Linked DNA regions of Homo sapiens: region 1 is linked to region 2. Evidence: chromatin loops called from intact Hi-C (ENCODE). Cell type or tissue: PC-9. All regions are shown on one strand. Each heading gives the region's core, and the rest is flanking DNA. Links, peaks and the distances in the headings are about the cores only.

Region 1 (16,149 bases), core at 7,110-9,609, 920 kb before region 2:
AGTCTTCTTCTGAAGACGTTTTCTAGACCCTGTGATAGGAGAAGATTGACATTCCCTTCTGGGGATGGTCAGATGTCCCTTATTTGATCTAGCCGTATAAGTGACTTAGAAACAACTCTACTCTTCAGATTTAGTGGGATTAAAAATGTAATCAACCAATATTAAAATATTCAATAATCAATTGGAACCAATGACAGTCATGCACCATGAACTGAGACAAGTGATTGATTTATTCCTCAGGAGCTGAGGAGCAAAACCAAGTGTTAAAGTGAGCAGAGATAGGCTGTTATGTAGTATAGTGCAACTCCTAAAACGGCAAAGAATAAAATTTGTCTTAAATTTAGCTGAGTTTTCTGTCTTTGCAAATGAGTCAATTTGGACAAAACTTGTGTTACCCTTGAATTTCCCTCACCACTTAAGGGAAATCAAAAGAAGTCACATAATCGGTCAGAAAGAAATTCAAGGAAGCATTTACTTCTGTTTCATTTCTTCATTTTCTCTTTTTTTTCCCCCTTCAAGATTAGTATTAACATTAACATGGCTGGGAATTCTTCTGTAGACATTTGCTTTTTGGCCAGCAATGTGGGGAGCAGGATGTGAAGGTGGATAAGAACAGAGACAGCAGCCATGGCATGAAATATAGAGCCCACCTGCAAGGCGGCAGGCAGTGTTTGAAGTCTTCTTAGATGGAGGCAGGCATGAGATATTTCATGTCTTCCCAAGTGGCTAAAGAACAAATGATCTGTGAGAAATGCAGTCCTGAATTTAGAGAGTCATGATCCTAATTCTTCTTCATTTCTTGGCCTCATCTATTCCCTTTTAAATTTTGAAACTTGATTCATTTTTCATGCATGAATTCCCAAAGTAATGAGTTGTAACAGGCTTATTTCATTAGGAACATTCCTTCTGAATGTGCAGTGCTGCTGCCACAGAGCATTTATTGTTTAATGAACAAATGGAGCAGACCAAACAATTGAAAACCAGTTAATAATTCAATTAAGGCTTCTCCAATGCTAAAAATGTCTAATTTGTCATTCCCTAAAGTGATTTTCAATATCGCCAGAATCAGACTAAATTAGAACTCTACTCTGTGTCCCCTTCTCAAACCTAGCAAACTTCTTTAATATTCATAAGTCAGGGTCAGCTTCTGAATTACTGTAAACTTATGTAGAGGCTCAAAAACAGTTTTTTATAGACTCAGAAAAACACTGACGAAAGACATGAGGCAGCCTTTGACATTCAGTCTGGGACCTTTTAAAGAAAACTTTCAGTAGAGATGCTAGAAAACCCAGGTTCTTTCCATATTACTTGGTAAAAATCACAAAGGAATATTTTATAAATGTTTTCCCACCAACTTGATGCAATTCACTCTTCTTTTGAGCCTAGAACTTCATTTGAACCTCTTAGATTTTGCCTTGTAATCGTGTATTTGTGTTGTTCCCTTTGTTTGATTCTGGTCTGGGCATCCCCAGCGTGTTAGTACATTGCTCAATAACGTGAATTTGTTTAATTGAATTAAGCTTGGAAGAGTTTCCAGGCTGTCTGCATTGCCTCTGATTTGCAATTACAGCAAAGTGGTGTTCACTAATAGGAGAGGAGGGACACCTGGTGGCAGTTGGGTACTTCAAGCGAAGGAGGTCCATTTGAAAGAAAGAAGGAAAGTGAGAGGATAGAGTATGTGTGGGATACTGGAGGGAGAGCAAATGGTGGCATCAGACCTAGAACAACTGGGAGCTGCAACTGGAGGAAATGGCCATGAGTAGGCTAAGAGGGCTGTGTAGACAGTGGTGAAAACTGTGGACTTTGGAATTGAAGGACCTGTCTTTGAATCTGGCTCTGCTGCTCACAAGTTGTGTGAGCTTGGCTAAGTTATTTACCTTTCCTGGGCCTTGGTCAGCTCCTCGATAAAATGGGAATAACACTTATCTCACAGAGTTGCTGTGATGATCGAACAAAATGATGCCTAGCACTTGGTAAGCACTGGATTTATGAGAGTGGCTAATCTTTTTATTTGCAGAAAGAAGGGGGAAAGCAGAGTCTGAGGTCCAGACAAGACCTTCTGCTGGCTCTAGAGAGGGGCTGATGGTTCTTTTGGATTTGAGGAATTTTCCTCAGAAGGGAGCTCTCCAATCCCACTTTTAGGAAGGTCTGCACAAGGTAACCTTATCTTCAGGCCTCTTCTGGGAAGAATCTTCTCGTGAAGCACTAGGAATTTATTAAGCTCCAGACGCTTTCATCATGTAGACGTGCATCCCTCATGGACCTTATCTCTAAGTGGGGAAGCAAGGTTACCACACAATGGCAAAATAAGAAAGAAGACATGGTTAAGTGCCCAAATTTATGGCCCAGAAAATAAGAGCTGGAATGGTTCAGGGGAGGGCAGATATCTCCTTGAGCAGACAATAAGCTAACTGCTATCCCAGGAAAGCCCTCAGCCCCATGCAAACTGGGACAGTTGGTCACCCTACCTTTAGAGAGAATAACAGAGCCATCCAGAGAGTTTCTCTGGATGTCTCTACAGAACTGCCTACAACCTCACCCTAACTTTTAGCTTTTCCTCAAGACTCACATCGAGGTAAACTGCTTGTTTTAAGAACTAACCTCTGTCCTTAATTCAGTCTCCTATTCCTAACCCGGGACCATGTTCTATCTAGTCAATTTGTCCCTTTCCAACTGCTAAAACATTTCTCAAATCCATCCCTTCCTCCCTATCCCTACTGTCTGTGCTCTACTTAAGCCCATAATTGTGTTTTGTCCACATGATCACAACAGACTTCCCACCGGTCTCGTAGACTCTGGGTTTGTCTCTTTCGAGTCCTCATTCCACAAGGCCATTAGAATAACCTTCTTAAAAATGTAAATCTATACCCTCCCTAGTAAAAAATCTTTAATAGTTCCCAAATCCTGCTTTGTAGGTTCTTTATAGCATGCTATTTCCACGATGTCTTTGTTCAGAGAGTCCCTTCTCTTTGGGATATTCTTTCTAATCCCTTCATTTCAACATCCCTCCTGCATGTATCCAGTCTTCTCAAACAGACCCTCTAAAATGTTTTTGGTTTTGCTTCCTCAAGGAGTCCTACCCTAATATTTTCAGGCACCAGATGGACTTTGGAGTCAGGTGAACTGGATTAGAATCTCAGTTCTGATTCTTAAAAGCTGTGTGGCCTGGGAAGGAAACTTAACCTCTTTCTCAGTTCCTTCCTCTCTGAAAATGAGGGTGATAACATTGACCCTATAGTGGTTGAAAGGAGATCACGTGTTTGTGAAACACTTAGCATAACTCCTGGTTCACAGTCAGCATTCCACTGGGCTGTAACCACCACGAGGGTAGAGACCATGTCTCTCTTTTTCATCCTTGAAACCTTAGTGCCTAGCAGTGTCTGGCAGACAGAAGGCTTTTTGAATAAATGAGTAAAGAAACAGTAGCTTTTAGGAATGTATTTATATACATATGTATTTCCTACAGTTTCCTCCTTATTAAAATTGCTTGGGGATAAGAAACCTCTAATTTTCCTAGGCTTTCTCTTATTTGCAAATGCATCTGTTTACTCCTCAAAGGTGGATTGTGGATTCTTCATGAAGAAGAATGATTTAACCTGGAAAGATTAGAGATGTCAGTTGACCAGGGAAAGCTTTTCTTAACTTATAGTGACCTTTGTGGAGGAATCCATTGCTTAGTGGACTCTGATGATGCAGCTCGTCCAGTCAAGGTCCACTCTCCTTGACTTTGCAGCTGCTGTCCTGGGGAAGGATGATGAGGGGGAGCTCAGTCAGCAGGTGAGACAGAAAGGGGGTCTTGCAGGAAAAGGAGGTGAATAGATTGTCCTTGTTCTTGCTTTACTCTCTACTCAAATTTGTCTGGTTTTTGTTTGTTTTGTTTTGTTTTCAGATGTAGGACAAAAGAGACATTTTGCTGGTAGTGGTGCAATTCTTTTTTTTTTTTTTTTTTTTTTTTTTGAGATGGAGATCGCAGTGGTGCGATCTCGGCTCACTGGAACCTCTGTCTACTGGGTTTAAGCTATTCTCCTGCCTCAGCCTCCCCAGTAGCTGGGATTATAGGCACCTGCCACCACGCCTGGCTAATTTTTTTGTATTTTTAGTAGAGACAGGGTTTCACCATGTTGGCCAGGCTGGTCTTGAACTCCTAACGTCAAGTGATCTGCCTGTCTTGGCCTCCCAAAGTGCTGGGATTACAGGCATGAGCCACTGCGCCTGGCCTGTGGTGGAATTCTTTACAGTCTGAATTTAGTGCAGGATCAGCTATGTGATTTGTGGAGCCCAGTGCAAAATGAAAATGCAGTGCAGGCCCCGTGTTTATAAATTCTTAATAATTTCAAGATGGCAATAGCAGAATATTAAACCAAGCACAGTGTCCTCTGCAACTGCACAGGCTGACAACCGAAGAAACTGCTCTAGTTTAGAGATTTGACAGACAAGAAAGTCTGTGTGTTCCTGACATTTTCTGCAGTGTTCAGCTCAATTCCTGACTTACGAAGTTTAGAAAAAGAAATACCCAGCCAGTAAGTCCTCTCTTCTTCATAAAGCTCTGCTATGTTCCCTGTGATTTACACCGTCTTGGTCTTTTGGTTTGTTTTGCCCAAGACCCTGAACGTCTTTGCATTATGGTTTCTCCAGGTTTAATTCTTTTTTTGTTGTTGTTTTTTTTTGAGACGGGGTCTTGACCTGTCACCCAGGCTGGAGTGAAATGGTGCTATCATAGCTCACTGAAACCTTGACCTCCTGGGCTCAAGTAATCCTTCTGCCTCAACCTCCCAAGTAGCTGAGACTACAGGTGTGTGACACCATTCCTGAATAATTTTTTAAAAGTTTTTTTGTAGGAATGGGGTCTTGCTTTGTTGCCCAGGCTGGTCTCAAACTCCGGGGCTCAAGTGATCCTCCCGCCTCAGCGTCCTAAAGTGCTGGGATTACAGGTGTGAGCCATTGCGCCACTGGGCTGTGCCACCACTCCGGGTTTAGTTTTTTTGTCTGCCTGCTCTCATCCTTTTTGTTAGAAATTTGAATGTGCACTACATTCTTTCATTCCTACATTCTTTCTTCTTTGCATTTGTTGTCCTTTAAACAGATTTTCCATCTTTAATTCATTTACATTTTTTTTAAACTGTCCTTCTACGGTCATTTTAGTTTTCTCTGGATGCCTTCCAATTTTCATTTTTTCCTCAGCAAATAAAGTGTTTAAAATGGAGTGTGGTGATCTAGGAGCCATGGATGTGAAGGCAGAGCTTAGGCTGCCTTGATCTTAGGAGACCCAGCTTATAACTGGATGGTTCGCTAACCCCCCAGCAACTGTTATGCTCTAAATTAGACCCACTCTTTTCTCATGGTTGGCTTCTGACCCAGTATACTTGGCATTTCCTTTTTCAAGCTTTTCCTACATCCATTTTGTATCAGCTTCCTAGGTGTAGTTTTACTTCCAATTATTTTAGCACTCACCTTTAGTTGAATCTTGATTGATTTTTGACTATTTATTTTCTTTGGCTCCATACCAACTTATTCTTTGGTCTTAATTTTTGACCTAAGAAAAGAAAGTCCACCCATATTGGGTCAGATATTTAGCCCAGGATTCTGCTTTTGGCAGTCAAGGATATTTTATGGATGAATATGGTGGTTTTCCATAGTTCATCTGAGTGATTAGAAATTAAAAACACATCATGGATCTATAGCATATGATATTAAATTCTTCCTCATAGCTGTTTATTTCTGTATTTTATTATAATTTTTGGCTTTCTGACTTCCCTCTCTTTCCCTTCTCTTCTCTATTGCCTCAGTCTGTAATTTCTAAAGCAGGTTTTGTGCCTTCAAGACTATTGCCTGGGATTGGGTAATCAAACTAAACAAAGCATTGGAAAATCTATATCTATAAAGAAACAGAATTGTTGTTTATTCCTTGTAAAAAAAAAAAAAAGCAAACTCAAAATCTACTAAAAGAATGGGAGTTGCTTCACAGACCTGTTGGAAGAGAAAAGACATCATTTCTGAGTTTGAATGACTGCCATAGATAGGTATGGATATGAATTTATCATGCTTAATATGAAAGGACAATTAAAACTGTGCCTGATGTCACCCATTTGTGTCTAGATCTTAATGTTCTCAACACTAAATGAACATAAAAATGGAAAAAGTCCTAACAATGATCTTCAGTTCAAATATACTGTTTATCTGGAAATGGTAACATTGCTGAAGTTTTTGGTACTGAAATTTACATTTTTTTCATTGATTAAAGATGTTTGAACAGCTCATTCTCTTAAAAGTAAGTTTTAAAAGTGATCTACATATGTAGTTAATGGCTAACAGCTAATGTATTCTAAATTCTAAAGTGGATTTAGAATAAAGAGCAGAGAGTTTTTCCACTAGGTGGTAGGATTTTGCCATGGTCATGTCTCGAAATGTTGCGAGGAGGAAAAGTAACTTAAGAAGAGTAAAATTAAGATAGAAAGTGACTGTAATAACACCACACATTGATCAAATAGATTTTCTTTCTTGGCACAAACACAGAAATTTACTCCTAATGTATTCTTGAAGTAGGCCTAAAATAAGTTCAAGGATTTTTAATTTTCGGGAAAAAACTGGGCATTAAAAGAACATTTTTAGAGACTTAGTTTGTATTTTATATCCTTTTATACTTGTTGGATTTTCTTTTATCATGTACAAGCTCTGCCAATTCAAAAAATCAGTCTGAAACCTCTGTGAGACCCCAGTTCTCTCTGCTTATAGGATGTCTTCTAGCAAGTACATCATGTCTGCATTTGTCAGAATTTTTTTTTTTTTTTTTTTTGAGATGGAGTCTCACTCTGTTGCCAGGCTGGAGTGCAGTAGCGCAATCTCGGCTCACTGCAACCTCTGCCTCCTGGGTTCAAGCAATTCTCTTGCCTCGGCCTCCCGAGCAGCTGGGACTACAGGCGTGCGCCACCATACCCAGCTAATTTTTGTATTTTTAGTAGAGACGGGGTTTCCCCATGTTGGCCAGGATGGTCTTGATCTCTTGACCTCATGATCCACCTACCTCGGCCTCCCAAAGTGCTGGGATTACAGGTGTGAGCCACCGCACCTGGCCTTTTTTTTTTTTTTTTAATTAACAACTTCTTTTTTATGTTAGTGCCTTTGTGGCAAAAAAAATCTTGGAACTGAAGAGAGGAAAATCTCAAAAGGTATTCTTTATTGTCAAAACAATTTATTGAATTTCTAGTTGCTTCTAAGGACATTTGTATTCCAATGCTCAGCCTTCCTTGTTGATTTAAATGTGATTGTGTTGCTAGTAATACTTATTTTACATATCATAAAACACGCTTTGATTCATTTGCCCTAGTTCTAACCAGGAAATAAGATTAGAAAATATTCCTTGTTCTTTAGGTTTTTACTTTGACTATGGAATTAAAGTGTTTACATTTCCATCTAGTTTCTCTGAGTAAAATCTTGACTCCTATGCTAAATTCCTTTAATTTTTCCTTATCCAGTAAATGAATCTTCCTGATCCTTTTCTTATTCCCCTGTGTGACACCCTGGCCCTTTTCCCTACATCTTTTGAGCTCCACAAAGGCCTCTGTTGAAAAGAAGATTTAGCTGTAGCCTCAATAGATTTGGGTCAGACTCTATGATTAATATTTAATTTCAGCCCTTAGATAAAGGTCGGCCAGACGTTGTTTCTCTCTCTGAGTCCCTTTGTGTCTAAACTCATAGTGTAATTTGCCGTGTAGAGCCATAGCCCTGACCTTGTAACCTTTCTGCTATCTGGGTCTTTCTTCGAGTGCACAGCTTGTCTTCCTTTCATGAAAATTTCACAAATTGAAACCTGATTTTGTAGAGGAACTGGGCTTAGGCTCTTGTTAACCCTCACGCTGACCCGGGGTGCTTTCCTGCATGAAGATGACACACCCGTTCTACAGGGTGCATGTTCTGGGCTGCTTTCTCCTGTTGTGGCAATGCTTTTGGCAATCCTTCTAATGCTCCTGTGGCACTCCCTTACTGATAATTTGCTAGGTAACTATTATTTATTGCCTATTTTGTGCCAGGCCCTGTGCAGAGTGCTGGGGATATATAGGTACATAAGGTAAATGTGGTCTCTGCCTTTACAGGCTTCATATCTAGTGTGAGGTAGAGATGAGCAAGGCGGCAATGATAATTCAGTGTGGAAATTTAGGATGGGAAAAGTACAGGATGCTCTGGGAATCCAGAGAAAGGGAGTCTAATCCAGGCCTGGGTGGTAAGAGAAAGCATATCAGTTACTAGTGCTAGGCAACAAATTTCCCCAGAGCTTAGTGGCATAAAACCACCAATTTATTACACTTACAGTATTTGTGGGTCAGGAATTTGGGATGGGGATAGTGGGGCAGTTCTTCTGTTCTATGCCACCTGGGACCTCATCCAGGAAGACTGGAATGGCCGGGGGCTGGCATCATGGGAGGTGTCTTCCTTCACATATTTGGCCCCTGGGCAGGACCCACACATGAGATCTGGATTTCCTCACAACCTGACAGGCTTGGAATGGTTGGATTCCTTACATGGGAGGCTCACAGCTCCAAAGAGCATGTGGAATGAGAGATATTGTTATGGCCATCTTTTGAAAGCCCAATATGTACAGAATATTTCCCAGAAGAATTGAACATTCAGCAGACCTAACGAATGTGTAGATATTAGCTGGGCAAAGAGGAGGGAATAGTGTTTCAGGTAGAAAGAATAGAATGAATAAGAACCTGGAGTTAAGAAATAAAGTGTAGTGAATTTGAGGAACTGGATGAAGTTCGGAATAACTGGGGCATCATCAAGTAGGAGGAGGAAGTGGTGCCTGATCAGGCTGGACAGGCAGGTGTTGATGGTGTGCGGGAGGCCGGTCCCACGGGACAGTGGGAAATTATTAAAAGTCTTTAAGGGAGAATAACAAAGTAGTATTTGTGCTTTAAAAAAATTACTCTGGTTACACTGTGGAGAATTAGAAGGGCTAAGAGGTGAGGCAGTAAGACCAGCAGGCAGGAAGTTGAAAGCCAGAAGATCAGCTAGCAGAAAGTTATAAGCCAGTGGTCAGATGGTGATGACCTCTTGGAGCAGGAGGACTGGGAACAGAGAAGATATTTAGAGGCTCAACTGGGCTTGGTGATAATTAGAAATGCGGGTGAGGGAGAGGGAAGAGTCACACATGGTTCTCAGTTTTCTGGCTTGGGCCGCTGGGTAGATAAGAGTGCTGTTCACTGAGATGGGGGAATACTGAAAAGAAGCAGGCTTTGTGGGTGAGGAAGTTGATAAATTCCAATTTGAGGTTGAGCAAATTCTGACACAGACAGCAAATGTCCAGTGGGCAGTTGAATATATGGGTCTAAAGTTTCCAATCTGTGTTTTGAATCCATGCTTGACCTGATAACTCATATGTGAAACTGGTATTATGAGGAAGTATAAACTCGACCAGCCAGCACGGACCCAGCCAAGTTCTGTCTTGGTTAAATTTCACTGTGGTAAATTTTCTTTTCCTGATTTTCTAATATCACAGAAATAATACATACTTCTATTAAGTTTTAGGATCAAATAGCAAATTTGAATTACATGTTTCACTTGCCAAGTGGTCTTGGCTGGACACATAACTAATTGATTAACTTAAAAGAAATTAGCCAGGCATCGTGGCTCACGCTTGCAATCCCAGCACTTGGGAGGCCGAGGCGGGAGGATTGCTTTAGGCCAGGAGTTTGAGAGCAGCCTGGGCAACATGAGGGGATGTCAGTGGGGCTGCAGGGATGTGGAGATGCAGGGACTATTAGGCAGTATTCAGTCTGATGGGGCCTGGGCTCTCAAAATGGTGCCATGCTGCAGCTGTTTAGCACTAAGGTATGTGGGATTCAGTGTGAGCTCCCTTTCTGGAGCACTGCTACCGTGTGGCCTCTAGAGAGCTTCCTATGCTAGTCTCAGGGACCCAAGAATTGAGGGGCTCTCCTGTAGTTAAGATTGCTGGAGTTCGTGGTGGGAATTTGGACTGTTGGGGATGTCTCACTTACTCTTTCCCTGCACTGGGGAGCGTTTCTGGGATCCCAGCTGGCCACCTCACTTCCCTCTCCTTTTATGCCTCTGGTGTTTCCTGTCACTTCTCTGTTTAATTTCAGTGTTCTTTTAGATGTTCTATTTGCAGTGTGATTATCTACTTGCTATTTTGGTTGTTCTTTGTGGAAGAAGCGAGTGCTGGATGCTTTTCATTAGCCATTTTAAAAGCCCTTGGGTAAGGTTAATTCTCCCCTACACAGTGGGTTTAGGGGCAGGGTTAATGAAGAAAAAGTCAAAAGTAACTTGGTGACTTAAAGTCTGGGTGATTGAGAGAAGAGAGGTGCTGTTGTCAGAAATGAAGCCAAGAAGTAGATCTGAGTTGGAAGATAGGAGGACAAGAAGATGGGAGGATGATCATAGATCTAGTTTTTGAGTTGAGATGATGATCTACTATCCCGAATGCTTGCTGATCTCAGAATGGCAGTGGTGGTGGAGGAGGCAAACCTGCACAGGTGGCATGGGTGGTGGTGAGGCCAGTGGCAGAGGCGGGAGGGGCAGCCAGGGTTAAACAGGTTCCTGAAAAGAGAGAGTGGATGGAGTTTCCAGAGCATCAGGAACCACCACTTACCCTGCCTGGCAAGTCTTGGATTAGGAAAACAACCTCTGAACAGCCTACTTCCCACTACCAGGCTCTTTTGGGAAACCTACTTTTCATAGGTGACAAGGCTGTCACCCTGTTGGGGTCATTTCTTCATGCTATAAGAAAGTCTTATTTACCATGCCGATGTTAATAATTTTCTAAGCAATAAAATCAATATCATCATTGAGGTTTATTTCACTCAGGGTATTTTTGTCCCTATTTCAATTTATAATCTTTTCTATCTCAGTGGTATCTGCCAGACAATTCAGTCTTTATCTGTATCCACAGAAGACATATCTCAGACTGGCTTCACCCAGTAACTTCCAAATGCTCATTTTCCTAGAAGACCCATAAAATTTTCTGTTTGTAATAGCCTGTACTTAACTCTAGTCTAAATTTACCTTTAGTTTATTTTTGTAAAGATGCTTTGGGTATTAACAGAGCTAAGATGCCTCTCCAGGGTATGCTTCTGTATTCCGTGTTTCTCTCTACCAAGCAAAATTTCCCAAGACCTTGAGCCCTCTTGTCTATCTAGTCAGTGAATTGCCATTGCTTTTGCCCATAGTCTTCCTGATGATGGCAGCAAAACTGTAAATTAAGAGCCAAAGCCAGTGATACAAATGGAACTCTGCAAAGCTCCAAGCAGAGGTTCCAGAAGCCAGAAAAACAAACATGCATGAGCTCTCAGGGAGATAGCATGATGGGCTGAGTCATGAGATAAGGGGCCTCTGTTCCCCCTCTTCTTGCTGGGGCCTGGAGGAAACAATGCACCCAGTATTTCATTCTCCTGAAAGATGGCAAATTACTCCCATTGTTGAATGTCTACCTTCCTTGCAGGCACGGGCTGGCCAAGTGTCTCCTGGAGTGGGGAAAGGAGATGAGCCCCCTAAATGGCCTGTTTCTTGAAACTTCCCATATCCTTGTAAGAGTCTTATATGGAGGGAGAAACCTATTGAGAAGGGGTATTGGAAAATCAAGCATAGCCCTCTGATGGGTGATGATTAACTGTGCTGTTAATCTTGGCTGGCAGCTTGGTCAAATTCCCTCCCCAGGATTGGCTGTTTTTTTCCCGTGTTACACTAGTCAGTCTCTCTCTTGCACGCTATCTTTAGGCAATTGGCCACTGTTAACATCCATGCTCTGTGCTCTACCAAGTGCCACCGGCTTTCCTCAACTCTTCTCTGAGAAGTACCTGAATGGTAACTGAATTGGTAACGGTGTGTCTGTGTCACAAGGCCTTGACTACAACAGAGATGTGGCTATATCTGGCCCATGGGGGTCAGTGACAACTCCCCTTCCTGCATTTATTTGCTTTTACTTGTATAACAAGGTGCCCTGATAGGGTACTTTCCCTGAGCCTTTTGCTTGCTTTTGAGAGAAACTGACAGCTGTACGCTTAGTAAGTAGAGTCACATGGGACTAGATCTTTAATTGAAGAGTTAGAGGAGTTGAGTTGTTCCTTTTAATGTGTTACTATAAGGCATCAGAGTGCCTGCCCTGGACAAAGGGGTAAGGGGACTTTATGTCTGACTTGGAAGAGCCAAAGTGCAATTTTATTACATGCATAGATTGTATAATGGTAAAGTCAGGGCTTTTAGGATATCCATCACCCAAATAACATACATACGTATGTACTTAATGTACTCACTAATTTCTCATCATCTACCCCTGCCCAGCCCCCTACCCTTGCAAGTCTCCAGTGTTTACCATTCCACACTCTACGTCCATGTGTACACATTATTTAGCTCCCACTTATGAGTGAGAACATGTGATATCTTTCTGCATCTGATTTTTTCCTTAAGACAGTGGCCTCTGAGGCCGGGCACGGTGGCTCACGCCTGTAATCCCAGCACTCTGGGAGGCCGAGGCGGGTGGATCATGAGGTCAGGAGTTCAAGGCCAGCCTGGCCAACATAGTGAAACCCTGTTTCTACTGAAAATACAAAAAAAATTAGCCGGGCATGGTGGCGGGTGCCTGTAATCCCAGCTACTCGGGAGGCTGAGGCAGGAGAATTGCTTGAACCAGGAGGCGGAGGTTGCAGTGAGTGGAGATCGTGCCACTGCACTGCAGCCTGAGTGACAGTGTGAGACTCTGTCTCAAATTAAAAACAACAACAACAAAAAAGACAATGGCCTCTGGTTCCATCCACGTTGCTGCAAACGACATGATTTCATTCTTTTTTTAAAAAATGGCTGAATAGTTTTCCATTGTGTATGTGTACCACATTTTCTTTATCCAGTCATCCATTGATGGACACTTGGGTTAATTCCATATTTTTACTATGGTGAATGGTGGCATTAGTGTTTAAAATCTGGGGAGAAGATAGATCAGTTTGCATAAGAAGCCATGGAATGGGACTCCAGTCTCTTCTTTCTAAGATTTAGAGTTTTGTGTTGGTTTTGAGTCAGCCTAAGTGGCCCTAATCAAGACCCAAAGGCCTGTCACACTTTGGGGCTGGTGAGGCTCAACAACTGAGCATCACACAGAGAGACGCCACTCCTGTCCTGTGTCCTTTACATAAACAGCCTCTGAACTGCTGAGGCCCGTTGGGGAGTGAAGTAAGCAGGACGGTGGAGAGGCCATGCAGGAGCCATGGGGAAGGTGGAGCTGTGGAGGCTGGAGTGTAGGGACGGCTGCTCTGCTCCTACCAATCTGTGAGAACCTGTGGGATAGTTTTTGAGGACTCCTCTTGAGGGTTCGTAGAGCATCTTTGTGGGGCTGAAATTCCTGCCTGGTTTGGAGGATGCTGTGGAGTCGGCAAACATTGAGCTTAAATATTAACAGGATATCATCGTAGACAAAAGCCAGGGCAGCCTGGGGTCATTCATCAAAATTCTGAGGGTACCCCTGCTCTCACCTGCATGGCTGAGGGGCTGAACCATGCTCTCAGCTTGTTTTCTCAACATTTTGGGTTGCTCCATTGCTTTCAGAATCCCATATACTCAGCCAGGTTCTTGGTTTCATGATGCTTTAGTCAGCTTGGGTTAACATGACAAGATACCATCGACTGAGTGGCTTAAACAGAAACTTATTTTCTCACAGTTATGGAGGCCAGAAGTCCAAGATCAAGATGCCGGTGTGATGGGTTTCTGGTGGGGGCCCCTTTCCTGGTTTGTAGATGGCTACCCTCTCACTGTGTCCTCACATGGTGGGGAGACAAAAAGAGAGGGGAGGAGGGGCAGGGGAGACAGGGGGAGGGAACTTTCTGGTATCTCTTCTTATTAGGGCACTAATCCCATCATGAGAGCCCCACAGTCAAGATTTCATCTAAACCTAATTACTTCCCAAAGGCCCCATCTTTAAATACCATCATATTGGGGGCTTGGGCTTCAATGTGTGAATTTTGTGGGGACATAATTCAGTCCATAGCACGTGGAATGCTCATGAGCCTCCCACTCATATCTCAGTCTTCCTATAAAGGGAAAACTGTGATTATTCTTCTATGGGCAGTGCCATCTTCCCAGGAGGGGGAGTACCCACTCTTTCTCTGAACTTTTGCTCTCTGAACAGTCATTTTTCATCTTCCTTGACTTTGCTCTGATCTCCTCCTTATGCAACATACCTGTGGAGTCTTGTGTCCTGTCTTTTGGGATGTCTCTAGCCAGGGACTATGTCAAGATAAGGAATAAGAGCTTAGTTTTGCCCCTGCAGCTCTCCCCCTCACATCTCAGGGATGCAAAGAGAGTTTTCAGGTCTCATCCCCTGTTGTGGTGGAATCTGGGGAGGAAGAAATTCTAAATAGGCAGCCATAGGCTGCAGGGAATGGAGGCTGCCCACTCACAGCCCGGGTAGCACTGCTAACCACCTACTCCTATGGGTCAGGACTTTTTTGCTGAAAGCTGTGGTGATTATCAAAATAGTAAACAACCAATAACACAGTCAAAATGGCTGCTGACCATAAGCCATAGATGATGAGACGGGAAAGATCCCGTGACCCCCTTCGCAGGTGGGAACTGGAGTGGCTGGTTTCACTCAGCCTGCTGCTGGCCACTCCACGCAGGAGTGTGTGAAACAGTGAGTGTGAGAACTGGACGAATGAACATTGAAACTGGCTGGTCGCTCCTTTCTGGCGTGATCAGGCTCTGTGCGGGCCCTGTACAACCAGTACTCTTTCAGCTCTGCCGTCCAGGGATGGCCAAGTGCAAACCAATGCAGTGAAGGATCAGGGTGGTAGCCCCTACCCGCTCAGCACCCGGGTTCTCGTCTGGTGTCCAGGAAGAAACAGGTCACACAAACTGTTTAAAAGGTGATGAATGCAGAAGCCTTTATTGAGCGGTGGGTGGCTGTCAGCAGAAAGGGAGGCTGGAAAGGGGATGGAAAGGTGATAGTTCTCTGAAACCTGGCCGTCTTCGGCTGGGGCCCCTCTCCAAAACCATGCTGTCTGAGGTTAGCTGCATCTATCTGTAGTCTCGGACACTCAGTTACTTTTCTGCTCACTGCTTAGCTACTTGTATCCTTGACACTCAGCTGCTTGTATTGCTCTGCCAGCTGAAGCCTTTAACGGACATAGGATAGGGGTGGGGCAGGCTAAAAAGGCAACATTTGGATGAAAAAAAAAACAGGCTCAGCTGTTTTCACTTAGGGAGTGGTTCAAGGCTTAAGGGTGGGATTTAACCGAGAGCCCTGCCCTTCTGTATCATTACCACTATATGGATGTAAATGAGCTAAATATCAGCTCTGGTTGTAAGTACCAGGACTCCGACTCCAATTGGGCTAAATAAGACTCCTCCAACTGGGGAACTGAGGGTGCTTGGGGGGTGGCTATGGTTTAAGTTTGGCAGGATCCTGGGGCTCGAATGCTGCTGCTATAGCTTTGTGTGGGCCTCTGTCAGTCTCTCACCTCTGTCCTCCCTCTTTGGATTGTCCTCTTCCTGGAGGCAAGCTCTCCTAATGCAATGAGGGAGATAGTTAATGAAAATCCCATGGAAACACCCTTCCAGTTTAGCAACTAGCCCCAGTGGGAAAAGGCACTTCTCTCACTCTCCGCCTACATAGAGAAGGGCTCTGCTGGGTCGTCATAGCTCATGCCTAGTCCTAGGGCAGTCACTGTTGTCAGGGCAATGAGGTATGATAATTGACCCAATCCGGGTCCATTTTGTTTCTGTGTGTATGTTTGTGCTTAATTGCATCACGAGACTCATATGGAACAGGGAAGAAACAGTTCCTCAAAAGAAACTGGGAGGTGCTGGCAGGCAAACATGCGAACCATCTACTATCTACTTGTTGATAACAAGATGTTGGTGAAGAGTAGAAGAGCTCCTCTCACCACAAACTTGTGCACTGCTGTACTTGATTCAACTCATATTTTGGATGCTGCTTCTAAAATTGGTGGGAGGAAAATCCCAAAAGGTTGACTCATGGTGATGAGAGTAGTGAGGGAGGAAGGGACTGCCTGTGTGGTGTGGTTTTCTTTCTGTGGGTTTACAGATGAATTATTGGGTGCTCTACTTCTGCCTTTCCCTGGGGGTGTCTAGTAGACACCAGTGCAGGGCAGGGAAGGTGAGGGGGCTCAGGCCACCTCCCCAGAAGCT
Region 2 (16,149 bases), core at 8,234-10,733:
AAGAGTGCATTATGAAGCTAAGACTATGGAGAAGTCAGAACCAATAATAAAATATTTGGCTCATGGCCAAGTTTCAAAAACCAAAATTACAAATATCTTTAAAATGTTATGGTAAAAATAATCTTTTAATGAGCCATAATCTGGCTACTAAAATTTAATATGCTTCAAATGATATGGAGTGGGACCGCTACAAAATATCTAAGCCCTGCAATGCCCCTAAGGCAGTTCTGTGTGCCATGCTTAGTGCTACAGAACACAAAAGAGAAAAAAACTGTGCCTGCTTTTGAGGAACTTATAGTCAAATGAGAGTCACGAGTACAGAAGCAAACACGTAAGATATAATGGGGCAAGTCTGAAGATGCATAATCTGTCCACCCAAAAATAAATACTGTTAAACCATAATTTTGTAAGAGGTATGACTTACTTAGTTTGCCCATTGTTTTAGTCAGAGAAACAAAGTCAGTATTGTATACACATATGCACACACACACACACACACACACACACACACACATACGAGAGAGAGAGAGAGAGAGAGAGAGAGAGAGGAAAGAGATTTATCATGAGGAACTGTCTCATACAATTCTGGAGGCTGAGAAGTCTCACACTCTGCTGTCAGCAAGCTGCAGACTCACCAAACCTGGTGGTGTCATTCAGTCTGACTAAGAAGGCCTGAGAACCTGAGGTGCTGATGTCCAAGGGCAGGAGGAGAAGACATGAGATGAGATGAGATGTCTTATCTCACGCAGTGATGTAGAAGAAAAAAACCCAAATTCCTCTTTCCTCCACCTTTTGTTCTATTCAGACCCTCAAAGGATTCGGTGATGCTCACCACAGTGAGGAGAGCAATCTCCTTTACCGAGTCCATTGATTCAAATGCCAATCTCATTTGGAAATATCCTCACAGACATATCCCAAAGCCATGTTTAATCTGGGTATTCTGTGGTCCAGTTAAATGGACACAGAAAACTATCCATCACACCCATGCTGATCTCCAGGATTTCTGGAGTCTCTTTGAGGTTATCTCTTACATGATTACTTTCCATGGAATCTCCTAAAGACCAAAAGAGGATTTATTGAGAATGGTGGATTCATAGTTCAACGTGAAATAATGCATACCTTAACTTGAACATAAAACCATATTACCTAAAAAAGTAGATTCTGATATACATTTCCTTTCTCCCTAAGGAACTAATTTTGACTAAGTTTTTTTTTTTTTTTTTTTGCTAACAGAGCTTAGGAGATAGACACACCTTACCTGTATGCATACTGGGGTCCTCTTTTCTCAAGTTTTATTCATTTTTTTATGTCCTATATCATTCTTGCCCCACAATGTTCTGTCAGGAAAATTTCCCTTCTTTATGTCAGGGTCCCTATTTCTATCTAAATATTATTCTAATTCCCTGTCATATTACCCAAGGTTTCCTTCAGTAATAATAAAGTCACAAACCATCTCTTAGTGAACCCTTACCATATGTGGGCCCTGTGCCACACACATCTATTTCATGCAGTTCTGATATCTTCTCAAGGTGATTATTAATATTTCCGTTTTACAGATAAAACAAAAATAGTCTCAAAAAATTGCTAATGGCCACATAGTATATCTTGACCAAGATTCAGACCAAGGATTTTCTGGTGTTATATCCCACCATATTTTTCCTAAAAGATACCCCTTCCTAAATATGTATCACTTACTTCTTATGAAATTGGCCTTCAGTATATTCTATAGGGCGCTGGTGCCATGCAGGACTCTCCAATCATTCATGCTCTACTCAGTGTGTCTGTCTGCTGCATTTTGGCTATGATCAGGGTTCTTTCTGTTTGTGAATTTCTCTGTTAAGCTTTTAACATAGAGAGAGTTAAATAGATCTCCTCTTGGCAAGAATAGTCATTTACTTGCTGGAGTCTCAGCTGGAGACAAATTTTCTCTGACTACACAGTATAAGGGCACTTTCTGTTTAATGCCATAACAGCAGCTCATAAGTCCTATTGTCCCATTATTTCCTTTTCAATACTAAATATATTACTGTTTAATGGAAACGAGCCAATAATACTATGAGCACAAAAGGAAGGGGCAGCAATCCATGTGGTTTCTTTGTTGTGGGGTCCTTACTACCATTTACAGATTATTCTAATTGCTTGCTAATATAATTGCTCAGAGTTTGCTTTCATTTAACAAGTCTTTATCAATTGATTTCTACAGCAGTCTGTTCCCTTTAATGTGCTCTGTAAAATGCCTGCTGCTATTTACTTAGTATTAAGGAGGGAATAGCTTGTTTCTAATCTTCATGCTCTGTCCTATGTCTGTTTTTCCTCTTTCTGTGTAAACAGCAATCTGTTTGCTGTTTACTGCAGCAGTGAAAAGTTATAATTTGTTCCCTTTAGTGGGAAGAGACACTTGCTGATTGGGATCATGATTAAATATAAATCTCTTATATGACAGAAATGTATACAATGTGTTTAGTGATTAAACATTTCTCAGAGGGTGGTCTGGTTTTTCCATCTTGTATTTAAAATCACATGCATTATACAAAGTTGAATATTAAGAAAGAAATTAGTAAATTACTTCTTAACTAATAGGTCAGAAAAGGAAAAGCAATTGGCTAATTTCAATAAAATGAGAAAAAATCTGGAAAAAGTATATACTCTTATTTAAAAAAGTTTTTTTAGAACTCACATGAAATTTAACATGTTGTTTCTATAACAATATTCATCTCAAATCAATAGCTGACTTAATTCTTAAGAGTATCCAATTAAAATCAGATGGAAAACAAAATACTTGTTATTATCACTGCTATCTAATTGTCCTAAGAACACTAATCCTTAAAGCCATAAGATACAAAACCAAAAGAAGAGGTATAATTTTTAGAAAGGAAAATACAAGATTATTATTATTTTCAGATGGTATAATTACTTACAAATATATACAGAAAAAAATGACCAAAAACTGTAAGAATAAGAAACTAAAATAAGATGTACCAATGCCAGATGAATACACAGTTGCCCTTCTGTCCCATCCTATAAGTTATCTACCCAGACAAGCCTTTTTACTGTTACTGTTACATCTTTATGAAAATTGAGCTCTCAGGGGTCTCCTCACCCACCAGTGGTGCTCCTGCTAGTGGTGAACATGTGAAAATGGATCATGTCCTGAGTGTCACTCCACAGAGTGAGCTCATATTCTGAAGTCCCTTCATCAAAGTTGTCGTCCTCATCCTAAAACTTGGAATTTTGGCAGATTGAAGTGAAGATCCTGTTACCACGTTGATGTAGAATGGTGGGTTGATGCATCTGCAAAGTTACAGCCTTTCACTTTGTATTCTAATGAGAAAAGTAGACACGTTTATGGTCCGGTTTTGCATTTGCTCCCACTGACCTTCTGATAATGAACAAATGGAAGCAATATGTCAGGAGGCAAAAGCAGAAGACATAGATCTCAAACTTAGGTGTGTTTGATTTGCCAGCAGAAAATGACTAACCACATGATGTAGAAATATATAAAATACATCCACACCTGGGTCAAAGACAGATACACCAAAAGTATCTAAACATCTGAGATCTTCAACTTTGGAGGATGCAGAAGTTACGAGATGGCTTAGGAGGTTGCTGAAGAAGTTCAGAGATGACTAAAGGAAAACAAACAATCAAAAGAAGATGAGTTTCAAATGAAGAAGAAAGAGCAGGGCAACAGCTTAGCTTCTGCTATAGCCATAGCTCCTTGCTCTAGGGGTTTCCTTCTCTATTGTTGGGTAATATTAAGGAAAATTACTTGTGTGTAGAGACAGCACGCAAAGGACAAAACTTTGTATTGAAGAAGCTGTCATATCTTGAGGTTTAAATGTATCTTAATTATGTTTAAAAGGAATTTAATGATGCTGACATCTCATAGGACTTGCTTTTAAATTAGCCCTCTCTGTACACACATAAACACACACACATGTGTACACCAAACCTTTTAGACAGTTTAAAATGGGCAGTAAATTATTTGGGGTGGGGTTCAGAGTGGGAGGAAAATGGTCTTAATTAAATGACAAGGGGAACTATGAATACTACTACAATAAAGGTTGCAAAGGTAATTTTGACTATTTGTGAGACTTGGCACGTACCAAGTCATTCTCCCTTGCCCATCGTTGCTTGCCTTTGGGGAGCTGGAGCCCAGAACTGTGGGGGTTGTAATCACCTCTGCTGACTAGTCCACCACATTGCTCATGGACTTCAGAGCTTTCTTTCCCTTGTCTTCAGTGCTGTTCAACCCATCAATTTCATGAGATTGATGAACAGACTCAGAAGCCCCCAAAAAATTCCACTCTGGCAACATGAGATGTGCTAACCATGAATGAAAGGCATATAGTGACTGATTTACCCAGCACAATGAAATCAGTCAATGCTTTGTTCTCTTAAAGAGGATCAAACTAATTACTGTGTGTTCACTTAGTAAAATTGAATAGTGATTCAGAAATGTGTAATGCATATTGAGTGTATTTAATATATTTTACCTCATGTTTTCTTATTGTCACAAGATTAAATGTTGAAAAACAGCCGTCAGGAAATGTTTTTCTGTGTAAAATAAACAACATCTATCATGGGAGGGACATTTTTAGTAGTAACATTATTTTTTTAATGGAGAGACTCAGCAAGAAGCTCATTCTAATAAAAATGCACACACTGCTTTTCCATGACTTCTCACCACCACTCATGCTTTCAACACACCTGCCCCCAAGTCTGTCCCTGACTTCTTGGTTTGGCCTTAGTTTGGAATCATCAAGAGCATATCATCAGGCTGCAGAATGGTTAGGAGAGAGGGCAACGAGCTTTGGGAGGGGGAAGGAAGTGGAATATGAAAAGGATTCTACAGATAATCCAGCAAGTAGTAACTGAGAGTTTGACTTTGAAATTTTTATGCCATAAAAGTCCAATCCAATCATATTTAATTATGTAGCATTTTAAGATGAAAAAAAATGTTTAAAGAAGCTCCAAAATTGAATTCTTTTGCCATTTTGTCACATTGGCTAACTGGAGGTTATTATTACTGTTGTTGTAGTTCTCATTATTTTTCACCAGAAAGTTGATTTAAAAATAGGCATCATCTGTGATAAAGAGATATGGTTAATAATTTAATTATATTTTCATTGGTTGGTGTCAACTGACGGTATGAAAATAACACAAAGGAAAATCTTTTTAAAAGGCAAAATCAATAGCCTTTATATATTTTAATAATAAAAATAAGTAAATAAGTATTTTTATTTTTATTTACATAAATAAAAAGTACAGTGTGGAAAATTCATTTTCAATGCCATTAAAAATAAACTACAAAGAAAATACTTAATGAACAATCTGTGAAACTCTTATGAGGAATACTATAACACTCCACTTAGTTTTTAATAAATAGGGATGCTTATCATATTAGGAAGAATTAATACATTTAAGTTATCAACCATTTCAAAATCAATTATAGTTTTTATGAAAATCCCAATGAATAATTTTACAAGTTGGCAAAGTGTTTCTAACAGTGCTCTGAAAGAATTAAAAGCTATTATAATTAAGAAATTTTGTAAATCAGAATAATCTAGAGAGATTATTTCTATCAAATATTAAAATATATCATATAACTATTTTTAGAAGTTCTACTGGCATAGAAAACAATGAAATACATTAAACAGCCCCCAAAGATAACTTATTATGTAATTTAATAAATGATATGGAGGTATTATAAACGACTGTGAAGCAAAAATGTGTATCATAAATGGATTTCATAAAACTAGTTAGCTATGCTGAAGTAACACTGTTTAGGTTCTTTTAATACACTATACACTAAAATAAATTACAGTGAAACTAGAGAGCTAAATATTTATCCTTTCTTTCATTCAACATATATTTATTGAACAACTATTATGTGCCAGACTCTAGTCTTGATGCCTGGGATAAAGGATTAAATAAAGTAGAACTCTTTATCTCTCAAGATCAGTGGAGGAAAGAAAATAAACAAACAAGTAGATATAGAAATAATACCATGAGTCAGAAGAATCAAGAGGAAAATTAAAGTAGGGGAAGATGATAGAAGTTAAGGAGGATTCTGTGTTTGATGTGGGGATAGGGAGGAGTGAGAGTAAGGGAAAAGAACATTTGACCAGAGACCTTAATGAAGCCAGGGAGCAAGCCAGAAAGACATCTGGGAGAAGATCATTCTTGGTAGAGGGAATAGTAAGGGAAAAGACTTGGAATTAGGAACATGCTGGTTATGTTTGGGAGAAACAGAAACACCAGTGTGGCTAGAGCAAAGAGAGAGAGGAAGAATAAATTGGAAATGAAATTGGTAATTTGGCCAGGGACCAGCTCATGTAAAGCTTTGTATGGGATTTTAATGTTATTATAAGTATGATAAAAAGCTATTGGAGAAGGAGAGTACCTAATTCATTGGAAAAATATTACTCTGGCTTTCAAATGGACAATAAACAATGAAGGGGAGGCATGGTGATGGCGTAAAGGAGGGAGATCATTTAGGCTAGCAAAATTCCTAGAGACAGAAACTGATGGTTTTGATCATGTTGAGAGTGGTAAAGATTGTGCTAAATGGTCAGATTCTGAATTGTGCGAGTAGGCCAGTTGAATTTACTGATGGATTGGATGTGTACTGTGAGAGAAAGGGACATCAAGGAAAGGAGCAAAGTTTGCATCCTGAGAAATGTTGGTGCTATTTGCCAAGATATGGAATACTGGAGGAAGAGCAAGTTGGGGAATAGTTTGGGATGGTTGGGGAGGTATCAGTGGTTCTCGTTTGGGCATCTCAACTTTGTTATTCCTACTAGGACATCTAAGGGAGACAATCTATATATAAGCTGTTTTTATAAGATTCTAGAGATTAGAGGAGAGGTTGGGACTTGAGATAAAAACTACTGAACTCACCAACTTATAAATGATATTTGCAATTCATTACCTGGGGGTGAGTGTAAATAGAGAGGAGTCCAAAATATTGAGCCTCAGGGGGCTCCACAATTAATATGAGAAAGTGAATCCAGCAGAAAATCAGGAAGGAGGAGACAGCAACATACAAAGAAAACTAGGAGTCCCAGAAGCTAAATAAGGATTTTTTTTTTTTAATGAAGACTGGCCCATTCTTAAGTAAATGAACTCAGAGAACTGGATTTGATAATATGGAGATGATGGGTGGCCTTAACCAGAGTAGACTGAAAGCAGTAGTGTGAGTGGATTCAAAAGAGAATGGGAGGGAGATGAAAATGTGGAAAATGAACAAAGACAATTATTTTGAGTGGTTGTGTAATTAGAAGCAATAAAGTGGAATTGTGGAGAGAGTTTTAATCTTTCTTTTTTAAAGAAAGGAGTTATTACAGTAGTTATTTTGTGAGGATGGGAATGATAGAATAGAGAAGGAAAAATTAATGATACAAATGAGAGAAGAGATAATTGCAGGGGCAAAGTCTTTGAATATACTGAGGGTGTAAGGGATGCAGGGCAAAAGTCGAACTATCTTAAATCTATGACAAAGGGGTATAGTTGTATAGCAAAGTTAAAATAAGGTAAAAATAGAAAAAATGTAGATAACATATATTAATATATCTAAAAAAAGTTTACCCCTTTTTAATAAGTACATTAATGAGGAAAAAACACATTTCAGTTAAATGATGGATAACTGGATAAATTATGATACATTCACAGTAATATTTGATAGTTTGAAGAATGGGTGCAAATATGTAATAACGAATTTAAAATTTTTAATTTCTTTACTTTTTCTTTATTTCACAGTGGGTATTCACAGGTGGGATTATAGCATATTACATCCCTTAACTCCTGAGCTCAAGCCATCTTCCTGCCTCAGCCTCTTGTGTAGCTGGGACTGCAGGCACACCCCACCACACTAGGCTAAAAAATTTGTTAATGTTTATTAATCATCCTAAGTTGAAAATATCTAGACTTCTGGGACACCATTAGGAATAATGTACTAAAGCCTGGAATACGTAACAGTGGCTTTGAGGATGTTGACCTCTTACCGTTAGTTTTGTCTATTCCTGAAAAATAATTCAAAGGCGATTCTTTAAAATTAAATGGGGTTGGCTAATATTGATTATTAATGGGAGAAAGAGGAGGGAAAGGTGGGTAGAATGGGTTTCTTTGTAGTCTGACTTATTAGAGGGGAAACTCTTGGAACCAGTGAATGATTTGCATGCACAGTTTCTCGTGATCTAGGCAAAGAAGGAAAGGACAGCTAGCATGTCAATTCTATGACGCTGCAATTTGGAAAAAGAAAGGATGATATGCTAAGATTTAACTAATATATTGTAAATTCAGATCTTTCAGCCAAATGTTTTCTCAGTAATAAAAGTGTCAATTAGGTATGTTTTTTTTTTTACACAGATTGAATTTTTGACCACTTTATTTTATTTGCTCTCTTTATTCCAGTGTAAAATTCCAGAAATGAGGGTATATTCCAGGTGGGTGAACTGCACAGTACTTATTGTATAGTTCTCCTTGTTTAATAAAAAGTAAACTTTTTAAAAGGTACTGAAAGTTTTTTGTATATCAAGAAAATTAGCCGGGCATGGTGGCTTACGCATGTAATCCTAGCACTTTGGGAGGCCCAGTTGGACGGATCACTTGAGGTCAGGATTTCAAGACCAGCCTGGTCAACATGGTGAAACCCCATCTCTTTTAAAAATACAAATTTTAGCCAGGCATGGTGGCACATGCCTGTGATCCCAGCTACTCGGGAGGCTGAAGCAGGAGAATCATTGAACCTGGGAAGCGGAGGCTGCAGTGAGCTGAGATCATGCCACTGCACTCCAGCCTGGGCGCGACAGAGTAAGACTCTGTCAAATAAAGAAAAAGAAAAAGAAAATTAGCCCCTTGTTTTGCCAATATTTGCTCTCACTTTCTAAGTTTGTCTTTTGACAATTTATAATTTTTTTGCTTTGCAGAGTTTCTAAGGTATCATTTTCTCAGGCTATATTCAGGTATATAAAAAATTAAAAATAACATTTTCCTTCATTTCTGAGTACTTCAATTTTGTTCATATTCTTGGCATTCCTCCAGCCCTTCCTCTGTTTCACGTGATAACAGGTGAACTGCATTCACTCCAGTGTAATTCCATCCATTTCAAGTTTAAACAAGGTCAACTCAGGATTTCCTCTACTCCTCTACCTCTATTTCTCCCTGGGGATACTGTAAATTCTGGGTGTTCTCTGAGGGTCATGGTGTTGGGGGAATATGATTGGTCCCTCAGCTGGGTTCTGCTCCTGTTTGCATCTGCTGAGCTGGCCATTACACCCACCGATGATTGGCCTCACTAAAATGGCTGTGTTCCCCAACCCCGTGGCAGCCACCTGCTGGTTTCCTATTGTTACAACCATCTGCTGCCATCTGCTGGTGTATGCTCTTGTTACAACCAATGAGATCTCTTCAGGTCCCATAGGTCTCTCTCAGAACTTACAGCTGTGTACTTTTCAGGGTAATTTCATCTTCTCCTCCGTTGCTCTCTGGAGCTACAGGAAATTGGTGGGATTGCCTCAGCTCTCCTACTTCATCTTCACTGGTCCCATGATGCTGTGATGCCAGTCGCAACTCCTGTGAAGGACCTTCCCTCCTGGTGTTCCAGACAAGGATGGGGTACAAGTCTCCTGTCACTCTTAGATCCCCAAACCTCCTTCTCCTACCTTTGAGAAAATTTTTATTTCCTTTTAGATAGACTAAAACTGGCTCAGAGTTATCTCCCATAATTTTTTGGTATTTAAATTGGGCCACAGAAAGGCCAAGAACCTGACATAATTATCTTTGACTAACATGAGGTGTCTCTTCACTTTGTATCAATGAAGACTAGGTTCAGTTCTCATGCTTAAGTTAATACTGTAGAGAAGTCAAAGGGAACATAGGAAATAATCTGCCTGCTCATAATTGATATCATTATCATTCTGTACCCATGTTTACATAGTGGGATTTATCTGGCCTCCTGCTGCTGCTTCTGGTTTATGCCACAGTTATTTATTCTGAGGCCTTTTTTACCTAAAGATTTTGCAGAATTTCAACATATTTTCTTCTAGTACTTTTATAGACTCAATATTTTAAACATTTAAATCTTTGACTAGCATGGTATTTATGTTGCAGTGAGATGGGAATGCAGCTTATTAATTTCTCAAAATGACACAGCTACATAGCAGTTTGGATTTCTTGGAGGAAGATTAAGCCTGAAGAACTACTCAGAGATGCCGAAAATATTCATTAATTTTATGACTGGACCTATGAACCTGTCTTTAGAGACAGAGAATTTGCTCTCGACTTTGACTGCCTATCAGAACACCTGGGAGCTTTAAAAAAAATATTGATAACTGGTTCTCAACTCCTCCTGTAATTGCTCTGGGGCATGTCATGATTACAAAAATCTTCCTGGATGATTCCAGTACACAATCAAGGTTGAAAACTTGCCCATGCACAGTCAAGATTGTTTTTAGGGCAAAAGAGAGCGTGAGTGAGACCCATGTGATACCTATTTTCCCATGGAGTAATGTGGAGTGTGCATCCCAACACCCACAGGTCTTGTTGAAACCCAGCTTGCTGGACCCCTCTCTCAGGGTTACTGATTCCCTAGGTCTGATGTCATGCCTAAGAAATTTATTTATTTGATCCTTTTATTTGGACAGAAATTATCAGCAGTCACATTTATACTGGTACCTATCATTTCCCCATTGGAATTTTAAAAGATTGTAAATGAAAACAATTCTATATGCAGAACTTATTTATGTATACTCATTCTTGTTTAAGAGATGATTTAAGGGGAAATAAAATAAAATATAAAAAGGAAAGGTGAGAAAATTTGAACATATGTAAAATAATACTTGAAAAGATAAAATCAAAAGGATAATATACATATATACATAAGCTGATGTTGGACCATACATTTGGCTAAGTTTTCTAGCAGTGAACATTAAGCAGAGAAAGAAAATCACTGTAAGATTTATAATGTGCCCTTGATAAAACTAAGCCAGTAGCTTCAGATAAAAATGCTTACTTTGTCCTGGCATTAGAGGAAAATCTTCTCTGTGTTCTTATAAATATGATTCTATACAACATTGGGAATAAAATCTTCCCTTATCTTTATCATTACAATGATCCTAGAAATTCTACTGATTAAAGTTGACAAAATTGACAAATGTCAATGAGTGACATTAATATAATAGGTCATTTGGTCACTAGGTAATTTCAAGTTTTCACTTGTAAATGAGGGTGTATTTACATAGGTAGTTCCTTAGTCCTCAGTGTGAAACATTGCTGTTCACACCAAAATACAGTAGAAGGAATTATACAAAGTGCAAATATAATACTGTTCACTCGTGATATCCTCAATACGCTTAGCCTGAGTCAAATAATCTAGTAACTTTAACTTATTCCGGGTCTTGGTTTTGGCCTTAAGGAGTGAGAGGTCACAGACTTTTTTAAGGATCTGCTGATCACTAAGCTTCTTCTTCTCAGCAGATAATATACAATTGGTCCTCATTATTCACAGATTCTGAATTTGTGAATTCACCTACGCACTAAAGTGTACTTGTAACCTCAAAGACCATAGGTCCTTTCAAAGTCATTATCAGATGTATGCATGTGCAAAACATCAAAAACTTTGAATTTCCTGATGTGCACATTCCCAGCTGATGTGGAAACGGGTGACACTTTGCTTTTTTGTTTCCGATCTCAAACTGTAAACGAGTATCCTTTAGTGCCACATTTTTTTTCACATTTTTTGCATTTTGTTAATGATTTCTCTGTTTAAAATGGCTCCCAAGCATGGTGCTGAAGTGCTGTTTAATGTTCCTAAGCACGAGAAGGCTGGGATGTGCCTTATGCAGAAAATGTATGTTAGATACGCTTTATTCAGGAATGATTTATAGTGATGTTGGCCATGAGTTCACTGGTAATAAATTAACAATAAATATTAAATATGATGTCTTTAAACAGAAACACACATAAAACAAGGTTATGTATTAATCAGTTGATAAGAAATGTTGTTCCCAGATGCTCGCAAAAGCTTATCTCTGTATTTTTCCAAGGAAAATAACACTAAATTTCCTCTAGGAGCAATGACTCAGTATTTGCTAATTCTGTGTTCATGGTCACTTTATAAAGCACAACTACTGCAAATATCAAGAACTGAACTGTATACACATAGAAGTCTCCTTCAAATTCAAGGATTTTATGAAGTCATGAGGCCTATTCAAGTATGTTAGATAAAAGCCCTTGATGAAAAATGAATATACTAAATATATTAAGAGCTATCTTACATAAGTAATGGTTTCTCTCAATGAGCTTTTTATAATGGTTATGGGCTCTAAAGTCAAACTGCCAGGGTTCAAACCTTGCCTCTATGACTTTCTAGCGGGCGAGCCTGGGCAGGTTTCTTAATCCAAACTTCCTCATCTGCAAAATAGGGAAATTAAGGAAAGGGATTAGAACATCAAAGAGTACATATGACATTACTAATATTTTTGATTGATTGATTATTAACCAGATACATACAAGAATAATTAGAATTTCTGTTACTTATCAGGGAGGGGGTTAGAGAACAGTGGGCAGCAGATACAAGACAAACAAATACTATTTTTAGACCTCAATGAGTATAAGGTTTCTCAATTAAACTGTCTACTATTCAGCTCCTCATGGTTCTGTTCACAAATGAGTTTGGTGAGAACTAATAACTGAAAGACTAGCCCACAGGGAAGTCAACTTTTTATTCCCAAACTTTGGGCTAAAAATAATAAGACAAAATAGTTGGGCTTTAAAATGAAGGGAAAGAGATTAGCAATTAATGAGATTAAAATATTAAAATGAAAGTTAAAAGACTAAGATAAAAGGCATAAGTAAAGGCAAGAAGCTTAGAGATTATAAGAGGAAAAAAGAAAAGCAAAAGGAAAATGCACTAAAAGCAAATAAGGGATGTGCCCAAAACAAAGCTCAAGGTATGTCCAGTTTCCACAAGGGTTGGGTCCCTTGTAACAGTGGGGCCAACTACAACTCTGATAAACAATTCTTTAGGGATCTACTGTAACAAAGCTTAGGACCACTCAGTTCAAACAACTGGAGGGATTTAGGACAAGCAGCAATTTGTCTAAGCTAAGTAGAACATACTGATAAAATAAATATGATAGTAAAATAATTCTGACGTACTAAAAAACTTCAAGTTTAAGGACCTCTAGCTTTGTTTTTTAACATTGTCTTGGTTATTTTTGGCCCCTTATTCTTTAAAATAAAGTGCAAAAAATTAATTCATCAATTTCCACTGAGAGTGTTTGGAATTTAATCTATTGATTGAATTTGATCTATAGATCAGCTTGATGGTAATTGGTATCTTTACAGAAGTCTTTAAATACGTGAACATAGTATATGTCTCCATTTATTTAGGACTTTAAATTTCCTCCATCATGTTTTGCAGTTTTCGTTATAGAGATCTTACAACTCTTTTTTGTTAGATTTGTTTTTAGGTATTTGATGTTTATGCATACTCTTATAAATAGTATTGCTTTAAAATTTCGTTTTATGTTTGTTTATGGCTGGTACAGCATGCCCCGCATAAAGACAGTTTAATCAACAATAGACCACATTATAAGGCAGTAGTTCCATAAGCGTACGATGGCGGTGGCTCATACCTATAATCCCAGTGCTTTGGAAGGCCAAGGTGGGAGGATTCCTTGAGGCCAGGAGTTTGAAACCAGCCTGGACAATATAGCGAGACCCTGTCTCTGCATAATAATAATAAAGATTATAATAAAGCTGAAAAAATCCTATTGTCTAGTAATGTCACAGCAGTCATAACACCATAGTGCAATGCATTACTAATATATTTGTGGTGATACTGATTTAAACAAACCTACTATGCTGCCAGCCATATAAAAGTATTATGTACAGTATATAATACTGATGATGATAATAAACAACTATGTTACTGGTTTATATGTTTATTATATTATAGTTGTTATTGTTATTTTAGAATGTACCTCTTCTATTTATTTTTTTAAAGCTAACTGTAAAACTGCCTCAGGCAAGTCCTTCAGAAGGTATTTCAGAAGGCATTATTGTCATAGGAGATGACAGCTCCTTTCGTGTTATTGCCCCTGAAGACCTTCCAGTGGAACAAGATGTAGAAACAGAGGACAGTGATATTGATGATCCTGACTCTGTGCATCTTAGTTTGTAATAAAAAAGTTTTAAAAGTTTTTTTAAAATTAAAAGTTTTAAAATTAGAAAAAGCTTATCTGATAAGAATGTAAAGACAGAAAATATTTTTGTGCAGTTGTACAATGTGTTTGTGTTTTAAGCTATATGTTACTATGAAAGAGTCAAACAGTTTTAAAAAATGATTTAAAAGCTTATAAAGTAAAAAGTTGTAGTAAGCTAAGGTTAATTTATCATTGAAGAAAGAACAAATTTTAATAAATGTAATGCAGCCTAAGTATACAGTGTTTATAAAGCCTTCAGCAGTGTACAGTAATGTCCTGAGCCTTCACATTCACTCATCACTCACTCAGTGACCCACCCAGAGCAATTTCCAGCCCTGCAAGCTCCATTCATGGTAAGTGCTCTATACAGGAGACCATTTTTATCTTTTATACCATATTTTTACTGTGTTCTTTCTATGCTTAGATATACAAATACTTATCATTTTGTTATAATTGCCTATAGTATTCAGTATAGTAGTTTGCTATACAGGTTTGTAGCCTAGGAGCAAAAGGTTATTCCATATAGTCTGGGTGTGTAGTAAATAGGCTATACTATCTAGGTTTATGTAAGTATACTCCATGATGTTTGCACAATGATGAAATTGCCTAATGGAATACTTCATAGAACATATCCCAGTTGATTGATAAGTGATGCATAACTGTATAGAGAATAAAACAGTTGACAATAAATAGTAATTGTCATGTTTCCAGTTTCGGGGAAAACTTTCAATATTTCAGCATTAAGTACATTACATATATTGAAATTAGGTATGTTTGTACATCAAAAGACACCCTTAAAGAGGGAAAGAGCAGTCACACAATGGAAGATATTTTAAATAAATAGCTATAGCAAAGGACTTGTATTCAAAATATATAAAGAACTCCTTTAAGTTCATAAAAGTCAGACAACTTAATTTAAAATAGGCAAATATTTGAGCAAATACTTTACAAAAGAGAGTATCTAAGAAGCCAAAAAACATGTGAGAAGATGAGTACATTTATAAGTCATCAAGGAAATAGAAATTAAAACCACAATGTAATACCACTACATACAAACTAGAAAGGCTAAAATGAAAATTACTGACAACATCACATATTGTTGAGTATGTGGAGTAGGTAGAAATCTCACGCACAGCTGATGGGAGTATAAATGGTAAAACTACTTTAGAAAACTATTTGACAGCATCTATTAAAACTCAACACACACGTATTCTCTGTCCCAACAATAATATACTCAACAGAAATACTTAACTATTATTATTAAAATACATGCACAAGAATGTTCATCAAAAACTGAAAAATGGCTCAAATGTCTATCAAGAGTAGAAATGAATGAATAAATATATAACTATTATATATTATAATACACTATAAAACAATGAGAAGAAGAAGTTATTGCTAGAGGAATAGCTTTGAACTTGGTGAAATACACACTGTAGGCTTCTATTTACATGCAATTCCAAAAAATAGACAAAAGTAATCGATGCCATTAGAAGTCAAGGTGGAGAACGGTACTAGGAAAAGGCACGAGGAGGCTTCTGGAGTGCCAGTAATATTAAATATTGTGATCTGGAAACTGGTTACATAAGTGTGTTTCAAAGTTCATTGAGCTGTACATTTGTAGTTTATGCACTTTCCTGCATGTATGTTATACTTCAATAAAACAACAACAAAAACAAGTTAAAAACCTTAGAGGCTGAGTAAAGCTATTTGATTAAAAATGACTAAAAGCTCCTATTTGTCAATTTTGGCTTTTGTTGCCATTGCTTTTGGTGTTTTAGACATGAAGTCCTTGCCCATGCCTATGTCCTGAATGGACACAGATTTCCTGAATGCCTAGATTTTCTTCTAGGGTTTTTATGGTTTTAGGTCTAACGTTTAAGTCTTTAATCCATCTTGAATTGATTTTTGTATAAGGTGTAAGGAAGGGATCCAGTTT

What was found. A loop is a pair of places that touch in the nucleus more often than their neighbours do. Peaks named below come from ENCODE experiments on the same cell type or tissue, not always from the same donor. Only the 100,000 strongest peaks of a DNase experiment are listed, where the experiment ranks them.
Region 1: a loop joins it to region 2, with 5 times the contacts of the local background. A loop is called at or near these places in 2 of 110 quality-filtered maps.

The regions. Positions count from the first base shown.
Region 1 is chr7:112,494,434-112,510,582 of GRCh38, forward strand. No RefSeq gene overlaps it. Among named protein-coding and RNA genes, the nearest start is that of LSMEM1, 22 kb to the left of the region's middle. RefSeq lists a silencer at 2,279-2,492. In PC-9, for the core only: no CTCF peak of the experiment used is centred there; no DNase peak of the experiment used is centred there.
Region 2 is chr7:113,412,552-113,428,700 of GRCh38, forward strand. No RefSeq gene overlaps it. Among named protein-coding and RNA genes, the nearest start is that of SMIM30, 300 kb to the left of the region's middle. RefSeq lists an enhancer at 9,066-9,588. In PC-9, for the core only: CTCF peaks have their summits at 9,370 (motif pointing left) and 9,577; a DNase peak (open chromatin) is centred at 9,350.